2 separate regions of the Homo sapiens genome follow, and region 2 is linked to region 1. A link is an interaction called in ENCODE POLR2A ChIA-PET data of the cell type or tissue named here. Cell type or tissue: Caco-2. All regions are shown on one strand. Each heading gives the region's core, and the rest is flanking DNA. Links, peaks and the distances in the headings are about the cores only. Region 1 overlaps LINC00910 (long intergenic non-protein coding RNA 910). Region 2 overlaps LOC101929767 (a long non-coding RNA gene).

Evidence for each region. ChIA-PET counts read pairs that join two places held together with the same protein. Peaks named below come from ENCODE experiments on the same cell type or tissue, not always from the same donor. Only the 100,000 strongest peaks of a DNase experiment are listed, where the experiment ranks them.
Region 2: POLR2A ChIA-PET joins it to region 1 with 10 read pairs; 11 of 35 experiments call an interaction of 5 or more read pairs at or near these places.

Annotation. Positions count from the first base shown.
Region 1 is chr17:43,371,227-43,374,141 of GRCh38, forward strand. It overlaps LINC00910 (long intergenic non-protein coding RNA 910), which reads right to left. Exons shown (of 6, transcript NR_027412.1): 5 at 21-200. It overlaps LOC105371785 (a long non-coding RNA gene), which reads left to right. Exons shown (of 2, transcript XR_007065761.1): 2 at 1,360-2,583. Among named protein-coding and RNA genes, the nearest start is that of LINC00910, 16 kb to the right of the region's middle. In Caco-2, for the core only: no CTCF peak of the experiment used is centred there; a DNase peak (open chromatin) is centred at 1,475.
Region 2 is chr17:43,154,468-43,157,382 of GRCh38, forward strand. All of the region lies in intron 1 of LOC101929767 (a long non-coding RNA gene), which reads right to left. It also overlaps a transcript of BRCA1 not described here. Among named protein-coding and RNA genes, the nearest start is that of NBR1, 15 kb to the right of the region's middle. In Caco-2, for the core only: no CTCF peak of the experiment used is centred there; a DNase peak (open chromatin) is centred at 1,494.

The sequences.
Region 1 (2,915 bases), core at 99-2,598:
AGAGAGAGAGGGAGAGTTACCAGAGGTAAGGAGGGATGGATGGGTTCCTGTGCCCAAGTGGCAGGTGGGCCTTTGCCAGGAGCACGGATGGCTCATCCACAGCACCAGAGGGGAAGGTAGAGGTGGTGGTTACACGTGGAGGAGGTGGGTGGATGTGTCCTGGGAACTCACGGAAGTTTCCTCTGATTGTTTCTATTCCCCTGGGGACATAGAAAGCAAGGTAGTCAGCTGAGGTTCTTTGGAGGTTGAAGAAGAAAGTGAGAATCAGCTGTCTGGAAAATGTAAGATCTATACATTAGGGAAACAGGATGATTTCACTTCTCAACACTAAGAGGCTCACCTGAGTCAGTGATTGCAAAGTTAACCCCCACTATACCACCAGGGTCCCTTGGACCCAAAGTTATAGCTGACTAATCCATTCTTCTTCCCACCCCGAGCCCCCATTCATTTCCGTTTCTTTTTGGAGCAATTCTAGATGTACATACTGATATTTCATGACCTTTGTTCTTTTACAGGTCTTCCAATGAAATAAATAAGTTTCTTTCTTCCCCCCCTCTCCTCCCCCCCGCTTTTTTTTTTTTGAGATGGAGTCTCACTCTGTTGCTCAGGCTGAAATGCAGTGGCACGATCTTGACTCACTGCGGCCTCTGCCTCCAGGTTTCAAGAGATTCTCCCACCTCAGCCTCCCAAGTGGCTGGGTTTACAGGCATGCACCACCATGCCCGGCTAATTTTTGTGGTTTTAAGGTGGGAAATTAAAGAAAAATAAAATTAAAAAGAAAGAGAAATAAATTTTCATGTATTAGGCCGACTTGTCCCAGAGGCAGCAACGGGCACAGCCCAGACCCAGGAAAAGTCTTGATAATATTATCTAATGTGCTCTGGAGACTCTCTCAGCAATCCCTCAACATAAGGAGAAGAAAAACAAATTTTCCTTTGTTTTATGGAATGAGTTTATAGATTCCTGTTCTCTGTAACTGTAGGGTCCAGCCCTACTGGGCCTTGCGGGTTGTTCTCTTCGTGTGCAGAGACGAGAGACGGTAGAAAAATATGACACGAGACTAAGAGATAGTAGGAAAGACAGCTGGGCCCAGGGGGCCACTACCATCAATGCACGGAGTCCAGTAGTGGCCCCGAATGCCTGAAGGTGCTGCTATTTATTGTATACAAGGCAAGGGGGCAGGGTAAGGAGAGTGAGTCATCCCAAGTGATTGATAAGGTCAAGCAAATCACATGGGGGTCTTCTTTGTGGTAGCAGAAGCAGAGAGAGGACCACATATGTCAGCATTTTTTCTATGCACTTATCAGAGAGATCAAAGACTTTAATACTTTCACTAATTCTGCTACTGCTATCTTCTAGGAACTTAAAAGAGGAACCAGGTGTACAGGCAGAACATGAAAGTGGAAAGGAGCGTGGCCACTGAAGCACAGCACCACAGGGAGGGGTTTAGTCCTCCAGATGACTGCGAGCAGGGCTGGATAATGTCAGACCTCCCACTAGAGCTGGTGGAGCAGAGTGTTCTCTAACTTCCCCCAAGGAAAGGGAAACTCCCTTTCCCGGTCCGCTAAGTAACGGGTGCCTTCCCAGGCACTGGCGCTACCGCTAGACCAAGGTGTCCTCAAGCGGCCTTTATCAGGATGTGATAGAGGACTTTCACTCTTATCTTCTGCTCACTTCTCACAATGTCCCTTCAGCTCCTGACTCTGTATTGGCTGGTCTTTCCTCGGTTATAATAATAATACAGAGATTAATACTAAAAACTAATGATTGATAATATCCATATATAATCATCTCTATATCCTATTTCTTTTTCTTTTTTTTTTTTTTTTTGACATGGAGTTTCACTCTGTCGCCCAGGCTGGAGTGCAGTGGCGTGATCTCAGCTCACTGCAAGCTCCACCTCCTGGATTCATACCATTCTCTCGCCTCAGCCTCCTGAGTAGCTGGGACTACAGGCGCCTGCCACCATGCCTAGCTAATTTTTTGTTTTTGTATTTTTAGTAGAGACAGGGTTTCACCCTGTTAGCCAGGATGGTCTCAATCTCCTGACCTCGTGATCCGCCCACCTTGGCCTCCCAAAGTGCTGGGAGCCACTGCATCCAGCTCTATTTCCTACTTCTAATATAACTTTTCTTATTCTAACTATTTTCTTTACTATATTGGAACAGGTTGTGCCCTCAGTCTCTTGCCTCAGCACCTGGGTAGGTTTCCGCCTACATGTAACCAGTGACTTCAAATATTCTGTTTTATCTAAGAAGTACAACGAAGGTCATGAGAAGCCTGAGTAGGCCTGAACTACAGCTGCCTGGGCACCATAGTGAAGGTTATAGGATAAGCCCATGCCCAGACAAACCTAGATAACGGACATCTGGGTTACTTGGCAACAGTCATGTGCAATCCTGTCTTTGTCCTGCCTCTGTATTGCTGCTTTTCACACCACTGTAAGCTTGCTTCAAGCTAGCCCACCACCTTCTGTGAAGTATGTATAAAAGTCAGATGCTGTCTTTGTTCCGGGCCCAGTCTTTTGGACGTTGAGTCAGCTGGGCCTGAGTGCACTCAATAAAGATTCTAGTTTCAACCTGAGGTCTCTCTCGTCCTCCTGAATCCTGCAACATTTCCAGTAGAGACAGGATTTCACCATGTTGGCCAGACTGGCCTCAAACGCCTGACATCAAGTGATCTGCCCACCTCTACCTCTCAAAGTGCTGGGATTACATGCGTGAGCCACCATGCTCTACCGTTTTCTTCCCTTTTTAAACAGAATAAAACTCATTATGTCTTGCAATGACCATATAGATCTATTGGTAGGCCCTCTTATAACCTGTCAGCACCATCCAGCCAAAGGCCACCAGGAACACACCTGTCATGACATGAGTTAGCTTTGAGGGAGAACGTTTTGCATGCCACGGGGAACT
Region 2 (2,915 bases), core at 105-2,604, 220 kb before region 1:
AGCTAGACTCCATCTCAAAATAATAATAATAAGCTGCACTCCAGCCTGGGTGACAGAGCTAGACTCTGTCTCAAAATAATAATAATAATAAGCTTAAAAAATAAAAACTTTAGAAAATACATCACCCCAGTTCCCATCCCTACCTGTCTATCCACAAAACCAAGGCATTCCTGAGAGTAATTCATTTATTATACTAATATAACAAGTGTTTATTAAGTATCTACTACTATATTCAAGTACTATTCTAGGAGATAGAAATACAGCAGTTTACAAAATAAAACCTGCTCTCACATTCTAGTGTGGTAGACAGTTGATGCAGAATTAAAGAATATATGGGAATAAGTGTATTAAAGAGAAAAAATAAGCAGGGTAAGGGGAAACAGGTAGTGTAATATGTATAGGGGGTAGGTGTACATGGGGGGAGTCAGGAAAGGTTTCACTGAGGTGAGACTAGAGGACAGCTTAATAATGTAAAGAAACACGCTATGCAACAATTAGGGGAAGAGCATTCCAGGAAAGAGGGAGCAGAGAAGGCAAACCCTGAGCAGGACCATGCCTGTGTATGCAGGACATCAGATAGGTCAAGGTGCTAAAATGTAATAATCCAGGAGGATATTGTAGGGAAAGAGCATCAGAGAGGTAGCTGGTAACTTTTGGTAGGAACCTGCCAGCTATTTTAAATCTTTAGCTTTATTCTGGTCTTTTTAATTTTCTTTTTTTGAGACAGAGTCTCACTCTGTCACCCAGGCTGGAGTGCAGTGGCACAATCTCAGCTCTCTGTAACCTCTGCCTCCTGGGTTCAAGTGATTCTCCTGCCTCAGCCTCCCGAGTAGCTGGGACTAAAGGCATGCACCACCATGCCTTGGCCTCCCAAAGTACTGGGATTACAGGAGTGAGCCACCATGCCCGGCCATCTTTTTAATTTTTAATGTTAATTAATTTTTATAGAGACAGGATCTCACTATGTTGCCCATGCTGGTCTTGAATGACTGGCCTCAAGCAGTCTTCCTGCTTTGGCTTCCCAAAGTGCTGGGATTACAAGTGTGAGCTACTATGTCCAGTGAAACTTTTTTTGGGGGGAGATGGAGTCTCACTCACTCTGCTGCTCAGGCTGGAGTGCAGTGGTGTGGTCTTGGCTCACTGCAACCTCTGCCTCTCGGATTGAAGTGATTCTTGTGCCTCAGCCTTCCAAGTAGCTGGGACTACAGGCGCATGCTGCCATGCCTGGCTAATTTTTTTGTATTTTTGGTAGGGAAGGGGTTGCACCATGTTGCCCAGGCTGTTCTTGAAGTCCTGACCTCAAATGATCCACCTGCCTCAGCTGGGATTACAGGTATGAGCCACTACACTTAGCCCTAAATGTGAACTTTTGAAATGGATTTTTTGGGTAAAGTCCAGGCAGGACATCAAAGAACAAGTATCCTGGTAGTGCGACAAGAATGTGGTTCTTTTCATTAAATATTTAACTTTTTAGAAAAGGATCACAAGGGCCAGGTGCGGTGGCTCACACTGTAATCCCAGCACTTTGGGAGTCTGAGGCAGGTGGATCACCTGAGGTCAGGAGTTTGAGACCAGCCTAGCCAATATGGGGAAACCCCGCCTCTGCTAAAACTACAAAAATTAACCAGGCATGGTGGCACGCACCTGTAGTCCTGGCTACTCGGGAGGCTGAGGCAGGAGAATTGCTTGAACCCGGGAGGCGGAAGTTGCAGTCAGATGAGATTGTGCCACTGTACTCCAGCCTGGGCGACAGAGTGAGACTCCATCTCAAAAAAAGAAAAAAAAAAAGAATCATAAGAAAAGCTCGGGGACAGTAACCTTATTGTGAAGGATTTAGTAATACTACTCTTGTAATCATGGTGTTTCTGACGTAGCACAGGGCAGTGAAAAGAGAAACACTGAACTAAGTCAGAAGGCTGGGTTTCTACTACCAGTTGTGTATATAAGCAGAGCCACCTTGGGCTAACCACTTTACCTGAACCTCAGTTTCCTTCTCTGTCATTCACCCTGCCAGTCTCCTTGGGCTATTGCAAGAATAAAATTAAATGCTACTTGGGAAAATACTTCACAACCTGAGATGACTTGTACCAATGTGGGTATTATTACTGGGACCAAATGTGACTTTAAAAAGAAAAACAACCTTGACAAAGAAAACTCTGATTGGTTACTAAATCCCTATTTCTGAGATAAGCTACATTTCAAAGAAATTCTCCGTAAAAGAAAAATTGGATTCAGTTATCATACCAGATGGCTTTCATTCTCACCACTGACTCAATTCTGAAATAATTATATTTCAGTATGGTAATTATAATCTACACTATATAAACACACTGTAAACATAAACTGTGAACAGATGAAAACTCCAATATGTAAAAAGGTAATGAATGTTGAAGGAAGACTGTGAAAAGGGAAAAGGAAAAAAATTAAAATGTTCCCCTTCTAGGTCCTGATGAGAGTAAATGTTTACTATAAAAATGATTCAAATATTTTAAACACTTTTCAAACCAGGCAATATTTTAGGCCTACTGTATATTTGCATTTTGAGCTTCCAATACGGATAAGTGACTGGAAAAAGCAGCTAGGTTTAGGTTGAAAAACAACAACCCACCGGGGAACACATTTTAGCAAATTCTTCTGAAAGTCAAAAATGTTACAGTCATAGGTAAAAAGTTACAAAGAACTACCAATCGTCAGAAATAGCTGCCAATAGTGACTTAGAGTCCAGCAGAAGGAATTTTAGGTCAAGAAACCTAAAACAGGCTGAAAAACTTACCTACCCTATAGCTACCACAAATAACACTGTTTCCAGTCATGATCAGGAATCACATATTAAGACATAACTGCAAATTGTGCTATACTGGGTACTGTATTAAAAGGAAGTGAAATATGGTCCCCATCCTAGAAGTTTCCATACA